Regions from separate parts of the Homo sapiens genome. Here region 2 is linked to region 1. A link is an interaction called in ENCODE POLR2A ChIA-PET data of the cell type or tissue named here. Cell type or tissue: MCF 10A. All regions are shown on one strand. Region 1 overlaps IGFBP2 (insulin like growth factor binding protein 2). Region 2 holds the start of LOC101928180 (a long non-coding RNA gene).

Evidence for each region. Peaks named below come from ENCODE experiments on the same cell type or tissue, not always from the same donor. Only the 100,000 strongest peaks of a DNase experiment are listed, where the experiment ranks them.
Region 2: POLR2A ChIA-PET joins it to region 1 with 5 read pairs; 2 of 35 experiments call an interaction of 5 or more read pairs at or near these places.

The regions. Positions count from the first base shown.
Region 1 is chr2:216,656,358-216,661,357 of GRCh38, reverse strand. IGFBP2 (insulin like growth factor binding protein 2) reads right to left here. Exons shown (of 4, transcript NM_000597.3): 2 at 572-801. Among named protein-coding and RNA genes, the nearest start is that of IGFBP2, 25 kb to the right of the region's middle. In MCF 10A, no CTCF peak of the experiment used is centred here; no DNase peak of the experiment used is centred here.
Region 2 is chr2:216,549,338-216,554,337 of GRCh38, reverse strand. It overlaps LOC101928180 (a long non-coding RNA gene), which reads right to left and starts at 286. Exons shown (of 2, transcript XR_427226.4): 1 at 1-286. RefSeq lists an enhancer at 895-1,406. In MCF 10A, no CTCF peak of the experiment used is centred here; DNase peaks (open chromatin) are centred at 2,417 and 2,927.

The DNA of each region.
Region 1 (5,000 bases):
CCGAGGTGGGAGGATTGCTTGAGTCCAGGAGTTTGAGACCAGCCTGGACAACATAGTGAGACCCACATTTCCACCAAAAAATACAAAACTGGCCAGGTGTGGTGGTGCATGCCTATAGTCCCAGCTGTTCAGGAGGCTGAGGAAGGAGGATCACTTGAGCCCAGGAGTTGGAGGCAGCAGTGAGGTGTGATGGCACCATTACACTCCAGCCTGGGCAACAGAGTGAGACCCCATCTCAGGGGGAGGAAAAAAAAAAGAGTAAGCAAGTTTCAGGGACTCTGTCTTCATCTCTGGGATTCATTTTCTGTGTCTATGTTCCAAAACCATACAGAAATGTGAAGGTTTTAGAAGGAAAGAACATCAAGAAACCACATGTCCAGTCTATTTCACAGCCAGAGATACTGACTGCCCCAAAGGTCACTAACTATGTTCCACAACTATGTTTGTGGAAAGAAAAGTGCTTTGCCTACAGGTCACACCAGATGAGGGTCTTATTAGGATGCCCTCCTCCAGCTGAGACCCCACTTTCCTTGTCCTCCCACCCCTTCCACCAGACCTGACCCTCACTGACCCTGGCAGGGGGTGGTCGCAGCTTCTTGGGCTCCTCCAGGCCAAGGTGATGCTTGCCACCCTTGCCCATCTGCCGGTGCTGCTCAGTGACCTTCTCCCGGAACACGGCCAGCTCCTTCATACCCGACTTGAGGGGCTTCCGGCCAGCACTGCCTCCCCCGCCCAACATGTTCATGGTGCTGTCCACGTGGTTCTCCACCAGGCCTCCTTCTGAGTGGTCATCGCCATTGTCTGCCAAGAGAGGAAGGGAAGAAAAGCTCCAGGTCCAGTTTCCCAGAGAGACGTGCCCTCCGGGAGCCACCTGGACCGTAATGATGATGAGGGTGGAGATGACGCGCGGCTAATGAGTGCTGATGGCCTGTCAGGGCCCGTGCTGAGCAATTTATATGGATGATCAATTTCAGCTTCACCCTAACTCTTAGGTGGGTACTACTAGCACCCTCCCCAACTTTCAGAGATGGAGAATTTGAGGCTCACAGAGGTCAGTTACTTGACCAAGATCACAAATCTGAAAAGCGATGGATTCAGGATTTGAAATCAGGCTGTCTGGCTCTAGAAGAATGACAGGGACCCTCTTACAAGGCTGGGGCAGAACAGAGGCACACAGAGGGATGAATGCATTTGAAAGGCCCTGACCATGGAATGGGTTTAAGTCCTTTCTGGGACCCCCCCAAATTCTCCCACTATAACCCCCAGTTTAAAGTTCTTCATTTGTGGTCTGGAAGAGCACCAATTAGTTGAGTTTTTTAAAACTCGTGCCACAGACATCACCGGGCTGCAGCATATATGGCAAAGGAGTGAGAAGGTGGAAGGCCACGTCGCCACCCAGAACCTGGTCCCAGCATCCCCCTGCTGTCACTGTGTACCTGCCCACCTGGCCCTGCCTAAGGTCCCATAGTGCTGCTCCGAGGCAGCTACAGCTCTGCCACACTGACATTCCCTCGTTCCCAAGTCTGTCTGTGCAGCCCACCCCAACCCCATTATACTGAGAGCCCCAAGAACAGGAACTATGACTCCTTCGACTTCATAGCTTCAGCTTACTGCAGGGCATGAAGCTTCGTGATGTCTGTCCAACAAGCGTCCATTAAGTCTCCTTATACTTTCTTCAACCTTTTGTATGCACAGCCTAGGTGAAGGAGGCCTTGAAAACAGCTCCAGCCTGCCACAGTCTCACTCTGGCTGAGGCACGTCCAGCCAAAGGAGGCAGAGAGGATCTGAATCGCACGGCAGAGCTGTAACCAGGAGACAAGCCCCAGCAAGCTCCAGAAGGGCAGGGCCTCACACCGCCGAGCCCCAGCCCCAACCCCTTGGAGACACGGCAAACAGCCCCAGACCCTCCCACCCAGAGCTGCTCTCCTGCAGGTCCCAACAAGATCTGGGTGGGTGCAGAGGGGTGTTTTTCAACCAATCTTGCACATTTTTTCTTCCCCATTAATGCACCTTCAAAAACTTACAGCCCTTAGAACACAAATGAATAATTCTTAGAGTAACTCTATACAAGAGTATTCACTCACTCACCAACTAAGGGAGGGGGCACCTCTTCCATGCCAGGGACAGCACCGGGTGCTGGCACTCCAGCAGCACCTGCTGTCAAGGCGTGCCCAGCATAGGCCCCAGCATACGGAACATTTGATGGGGGTCTGTCCCTGTCCTTTCCCCTCCCTCCAAGCCTGAGAACTAGTCACTCTTCACTTGCCATGCAGCAGCTTCCTTTAGAAGCCAGCACGCCGTCCCCAGGGTAGCAGCTCTGGTTAAAGGGGTGTAGCCGGGTTAAAGTCCAGCTCTGCCATTTTCTATATCAGCTGCACGTGTTCTCCCCACACAGACCCTCTCTGTGCCTCTACTTTCTTAACTGTAAGTTGCTGGATAATAACAGTTCTTTCTTCATAGAGCTGTTGAGAGTATGACGAAAGAAAAGCAGTTAAAAGATGACTTAGGCCGGGTGTGGTGGCTCATGCCTATAATCCCAGCACTTTGGGAGGCTGAGGCATGTGGATCACTTGAGGTCAGGAATTCAAGACCAGCCTGGCCAACATGGTGAAACCCCATCTCTGCTAAAAATACAAAAAAATTAGCCGGGTGTGGTGGCACACACCTGTAATCCCAGCTACTCAGAAGGGTGACACAGGACAATTGCTTGAACCCAGGAGGTGGAGGTTGCAGTGAGCTGAGATCGCACCATTGTACTCCAGCCTGGGCGACAGAGCAAGACACTGCCTCAAAAATAAATAAATAAATAAATAAATAAATAAATAAATAAAAGACGACCTGGAGCACAGAAATTCTATATCCATGTTGCTGCTGGTTATTACACTGATGATGATGACAATGACGAATGCCCCAGTTATCTACTACTTCAGCAGCATGGAACCCAACCGAGAACAGGGAAACCAAGGAAAATAAGCTCTGAACATCCTAATAGCTGTTACCACGGCTGAGCATGTTCAAATGTTGGCACTTTCCACTCAAGATGAGGGGAGAATCATCTCGTGAGGAGCCTCGAGACAGTTCACAACAGTGCTGCTCCAGGAAGCCTGGCTTCTGGATGTCTGGTTTCCAAGGCCACCGCAGAAGAAAGTCAACAAAATTGAAGGGACAAAGAAGGAATGCATGTGGACAGTAGCAAGAAGGATCAAATGGCAGAGAGGAAAGAGGACACTAAGAAAACAAAACATACAAACTCCGGGTACATTTTGTGTGTGGCAAACAATGAATGCCCCTCAATGAACCCTGGGGATTTCCATGTCTTACAGCCCAAAACAAGAATTACGTTGATGACGATGATCTTGGGACATCAAAAAGGGGAGGGAATTAAAATTCTACCTATTCATCATTTTAAAAGACTTTTATCCAAAATTGTTGAACTCCAGGAAAAAAAAAATTTAAATGTTAAATGTATAAACCTGAAACCTGGAAAAATATTTTATTTAGAATGGTTATTCCCACAGGGGCTCTGGGGAGCCTGGGTTGTACCATAAATGAAGCCAGCACAGATTAAATTGTTCCAGCAGCCCGGCAGCCCAGCACCACCGGCAGGAAAAGGCCGATTTAGCGTGCGCCTCCAGGCTAGGTTGGAGTCCTGCTCCACCATGTCTAATCAGACCCAGGCACCAGCCCACAGCTTTCCTCATCCATCCTGCCCTGCCCTCTGTGCTCCTCCACATGGAGAGCAGCAGACACCCAGGGACCCAGAGAGGCAGGCTGAGTGAGTGCCCCTGCTCAGCTGCCTGCCAGGTTCCCAAGAACAGGGACGCTGAGTCACCCCACCGTGCGGCAGATTTCTTCAGCGCCACCAGGTCCACACCCTCCTAGAAGAGCCCCCCTTCCCTCTTCAGATGGACCCCAGAGGTCAGAAACAAAAGGGTGAAAGAGAAAGGCCGGGGAAAGTCTGAGATCAGACAAACCTGGACAACAAACAGAAGAGATCAGGTTCAGTCAACTTTCCATCTCAACACTGACCTCTAACGCAGCACACAGATGCCGTGCAGCGCACGCACTCATCCCCAGCCTCCCTGCCTCCGCCCCGCTGCCCTTCCCAGACAGGCCTCTCTGTCCCCAGACCTGAGTGGGACCATCTCAAGCTCCCTGCCCCTGCCCTCTGCAGACACCAAAAACACAGGAGGAGAGCAAAGTAGCTAGAAAGTCTCCCCACTCCCACCACCTGCATTGGAACATAGAGAAGAGCCCTTTGACTCCCTCCCAGCTACTCAGGATCAAAATGAGAAAGACAAAATGAAGTGGGAACCTCCAGTTCGCCCTCACCCGAACCCTTGGTACCTGAGATCACCCTTGGCATCACCCTGCTTACCGCACCCTACCCAGCTTTGTGCCCACAGAGGCAGGAAGGGTTTCTGGAGACCTCGACACCGCATTCTGCTCACAGGGTGTTAGAGAAGACAGGAGCTCTGGGAGTCTGCTGGTACTGCACCCTGCCACCATTTCTGGAACTCTCCAATCTGTGGACATGAAGTCTGTGATGCTCAGAGGCTCACCTGGCTCTGCCCTCTTGGGAAGTGGCTTGGGTGAAGGCAGACAGTCTCTATTATGGCTATAACAACACGTTGTCTGGTTGGAGACGGGAAAGGCAGCTCATGTGTACCTCTATCCATGAGCTTCTGGGAAGGAGCCGCTCACCCGAACTCAATGCCTGGAACATCCAGTGTACTCCAGATGTTGGGCAGCATTCCTGGCCTCTACCCACCAGAAACCAGTAGCACCCTCCCCAGGTTGGAACAACAAAAAATGTGTCTTCATTCGTTGCCAAATGGCCCCGGAGAGGCAAAACTGCCCAGGGTGAGAATCACTCTTCTGGAGTCAGGCTTTTAGCCCAAGACCTGTAAGCTGATAGCCCATTGCTGAAATGGCTCCAGGCCCCATATAAAGCAAATCTAGCTCCACTATATTCCGCATCCACGGCTAAGACCCCTCCG
Region 2 (5,000 bases), 110 kb after region 1:
AGGATGGGAACCATGCTTTCTATGGTGTGATATATTCGAGGTTGATTTTCTGTAACAATGATGCTTCAAGTGAATTACCATTAAGTAAAAAGGATGATCCGGGAAGTCACGGTGTCCTGTGCCCCATACCACCCACTATGCCCCAAGCCCAGGATAAAAAGCACAGCCCAGTGTGGGGGTTTTGCTATAGCATTTGAGTTTTGAGACCAGATGGCCCCTGAATCCAGGGATCTGGGCAGGAGAGCCTGGAGCATTAGGGTTCTCCTACAGCCATAGAGCACGCCTTTCCAGGGTCACCCCAAACAGATGGACAAGCATCAGGGTGCCCAGGCAAAGGCACAAGTGAAGGCTGAAATTCTGCTTGGGGCCGAATGGCCAAAACATGTCCCTGCAGGCAGCAGGGACCTGTGCCCCTCATCCTTTTCCACCAGCAAACAGAATTCACCCTCCCAGTGTTCCTGGTGTATGATCTTTTAACAAATGTTTATTGAATACCAACTACGTACCTAAGACTGTTATAGACACTTGGAAAAAAGAGAAAAACAAACAAACAAAATCCCTGCCTCTGTGAAACTGATGTGCTAATGGAAGAGGCAATATGATGTCAGGGGTAATAAATTCTCTCAAGAAAAACAGAGTGGGGAGAGGATGGAAGACAGGGAGGCCGCCCTGGACACACTGGTCTGGGAGAGTCTCTGAGGCGGTGATGTCTACGCAGAGGCCTGAGTGGGGTAAAGGAACCCGAGGAGACACCGTGGCAGTAAGATCCCAGCCAAGGGCACATCAAGACTCAGCGCCCTAGTGGGAGCGCATTTGTATTTGAGACTGGAACAAGTGAGCAAGGGAAGAGAAGTAGGAAATGAACCAGGGGCTCCTGCTCTCTGCACTGCATGGAACCTAAAACCAGGAAGATAGAACTAGCATTTGTTTAAGTGCTGAGTATACATCAGGCACCTCTCTTATTCAATTGCTAAAACCACCCTAGGAAGGAATATATAGGCTCAGAGGAACTACCAGATCACAATACTGAGTGACTAACTTGGAATTTGAACCCAGGAATGTGTGACTACACAGCCTGTTCTGTTTTCACTGTAGCCTCCTGGAGACAGGCTTTCTTTCAGGGTCCTGAGGCACTTTTATCTAAGCAGTCACTGTATGGGGCACATTGACCCACTGTCTGAGCCCAGGAGAAAACTGCGACAAGTGTCTGCCCTTTTGGCCATCAGCCTTAACAAAGGCAGATCACAAAGACTCACTCTTACCCATGTCCCGATCCCCCACCTGCCCCTCTTCCCAAGCCCCAAAAGGGCTATGGTTTGTGTACCCATGAGATATCCTGAGGCCAGAACAGAGAGAAACAGGACTGCTAGACAGACCTAGATTCCCAGGCTTCGAGTTCCCTCTTTCTTGGAACCAAAGGAAGATCAACTGCGAAGTCACATGAAGAGACACAGATGGGCTGAGCCAAAGCACAGCAAGCATGGTGCCCCCTTTTTTTTTTTTTTTTTTTTGGATGGAGTTTTGCTCTTGTCACCCAGGCTAGAGTGCAATGGTGTGATCTCAGCTCACTGCAACCTCCACCTACCAGGTTCAAGCAATTCTCCTGCCTCGGCCTCCCGAGTAGCTGGGATTACAGGCGTGCACCACCACACCCGGCTAATTGTTTGTATTTTTAGTAGAGATGGGGTTTCATTATGTTGGCCAGGCTGGTCTCGAACTCCTGACCTCAGGTGATCCACCCACCTCGGCCTCCCAAAGTGCTGGGATTACAGGTGTCAGCCACCGCATCTGGCCGTATGGTGCCATCTTTAGAACTGCAGAGAGCTCTGTGTCAATTCCATGGTTAGTGGCCTAGAAACCTTTGTTTTCTAGACTAAGGACTCTTGGGAATCACAGTCAGGGAACCAGAAGTGACTGAGATGAGATTAGTCAACGACATCGTCTCTCTTCCTCCTGCAGTGGAAGGACCAAGGAATCAGCCAGAGTACATAGGCACCAGCCAGGAGGAGTCCAGGACTTGGACTATTAGTCAGCAAGTTCCACCATGGTAAGCAGAAAGCACAGGCCAAGCGGCTTTAATTCAGCTGAAATCCCAAACCACCAGGCTGTGTATTCACCTCACTAGGGTATGAAAAAAGATTCGGGCGAGAGTTAGTGCTTAAGACAAAAGTCACTTTCCCTTCCAGTTCTGATGATTCAAGATGTATCCAACCATTATTTTCCAACCACTTACTAGAGGAAACCTTTTACCAGTCTTCCTCTATTTTTCTTTATTTTATTTTATTTTTTGAGGTGGGGTCTCATTGTGTCCCACAGGCTGGAGTGCAGTGGCACAATCTCAACTCACTGCAACCTCCGCCTCCCAAGCTTAAGTGATCCTTCCATCTCAGCTTCCCGAGTTGCTGGAACCACAGACTACTCAGACTGGCCCGAACATGCCCCTGCAGGCAGCAAGGACCTGTGTCCCTCACCCTTCTCCACCAGCAAGCAGAATTCACCCTCCCAATGTTCCTGGTTTACAATCTTTTAACAAATATTTATAGAATACCAACTATGTATCTAGGACTGTTATAGACACTTGCAATAAAGAGAAAAACAAACAAAAGCCCTGCCCCTGTGAAACTTAAGTGCTATGTTTTTGCACACCACGCCTGGCTAATTTTTTGTATTTTTGGTAGAGATGGGGTTTACCATGTTGCCCAGGCTGGTCTTGAACTTCTGGGCTCATGTGATTCTCCCACCTCGGCCTCCCAAAGTGCTGGGATTATAGGTGTGAGCCACGGTGCCTGGCCTATTCCTCTTTATTTCCTTTTTCCTTTATATATTCTCCTCATCCATGCTTGAGTGTTCTATTTCTCTCTCGTCTAATGTAATCTAATACAATGGAATATTTTTCTTTGGGATCATGGGGGAGGTTCTCACGTCTGGGAGCCTGGCCAAGGTATATGTATTTACAACATCTGAGTTCCATTTCAAAAGTTTGTTTCATGACCCTGTTCCTTTGATTACAATCTAATCCTATGTATGGGCAGGAACATTTTCTGCTGCAGCACCAGCCTTGAAAGAGACATATTACCAGCTATCACAACCTCCTCCCTGGTCACCCAGTTCAAAGACAACACACACACCCCTAGGCCTCTTCCTACCAAGCAAAATTTTTAGATGAACCACGCTTGCAGAAAAATAAATAAGACATTTTCAAAGAGACATCAATCTTAAAACTTGCTCTTAGCTTCTTTAAAAAAGAAAAAAGAGTGTTAGAGTAGATCGGTCTGAGATTTAAGCTTTCAGGTTGTGATATAAAAAAACATGTATGAGTTCAGTGCTAGCAATGATATTAAACATATATCAGCTTTGTGTGTCTAATTTTTTTTCTGATTCAATGCAATTTATGAGCAGCCTACACCCCACTTTGGAATAGAGGCATGGAATAGTGAAAGATGCTTCACCATAAGCAGCCCTACTTTCAAATCCTAACTCAGCGACTTAGTGGCTGTGTATGCAAAACTATTTCTCCAAGCTTCAGTTTCCTCATCTATAAAATAGAGACAAAAAATATCCAACTCTTAGGGTTGAAAGAATTCAATGAGATAAAGTCTTAAAGCTCTCAACAAATGTTAATTTCTCCCATACGCACATCCTTGCATTGTGTGCAGTTAAGAGAGGCTGCAAACAGGCATTACCAGACCCTTACCATCAAAAAGATCACAACCTGTGGAAAGATAACATTTAGCAGTATATAATAAACTGCAGAATTGGTGCTAGGTTGGAAATAGTCAACACGGAAACAGTCAGGGCATAAAGGAGATAGCCCCTATCAGCAGGGCTTCTGGGAAGCCTATCAGGAAGGCTGCACAGAGATGGCCGTGAAGGGTGGGGAGGCTGGCACTTCAGGCTCAGGTGTGGAGGGAGAAATAGATTCCCATGCTTGTGGGAGCATAGGAAGATCAGAAAAGACTGACCCTAAAAGGTGGGGATGATGTGACAGGGAAGGGCCAGCGTCATGGCGTGGGGACACTGGAAAGCCAGGCAGAGGCAGGTGGCCATGATTTCATTTGAAATGGTATTCATTGTCAGCTTTGACACCGTAAGATCAGAGCTTTATGGAATGGAATGCTAAAGGCCTCCCCGCTCCCCAGACAAGAGGCAACCAGTGGGAGAAGGAGGAGCCAGTGGGAGGGGCATCCACAAAAGAGGGAGGGTGGTGGAGTCCACCCACTGCTCAGATGCAGCGGATAAAAGGGGAGAGGAATCACAGATGCCTCTTGGTTTGCGTCAGGAAAGCAAGCAAAATATGCCAACAACACTGGAGGCCCAGAAGTTAGAAAAGGGAGTTGCCTGAAGAAGAAAGAGCCATTTGGTCCATTTTGGACAAGTTTATGTGAGATGCCTGAACAAGAGCGCTGCGTGTGTGTGTCCTCTGGAGAGTGTGTACCCCTTAGCGGGAGGGCCTGCTTCCCCTTCTATTCCATTATACCCACTCCTCTCACTGTATTCCAGATTCATGTTTCTTAAAAACTCAGCTGAATTCATAGCTAGGTGTGCCTGGAAGGAGGAGATTATGCAAGCTGTCCCGAGGAAGCCAGAGGTGTGTTCGACCCCTGTGTTTCCTGAGTGTTAGTTGGATTCCTGAAGCCATCAGTTAGTGGTTCCCGAATGTTGTGTTCAGGTTCTCCCACCTTTTTTGAAGGAGAATAAGAGTTTCTAGAAAGGATCTGACTCCAAACCAGGCAAAGTCTCATGTCTTAGATGGAGTCAATACCTTAGAGAATATTAAAATTATTGGGCCCAAAGGTAACTTGGAGATATTCTTTAGATGCTCTTAAGAATACTGTTCTTGGATTATGTATATTCCAAATATCTTCTGTGATTCGTCTCTTCACTTTCTTTAAGGAACTCTTTGATAAATCGTCATAGGTACCATGGATGGGTCCTCCTGCGCATGCATTCTGACTCCAAGGAAGCCCACCCTTCTCTGCTGATGCAGTTCAGCATGGCTT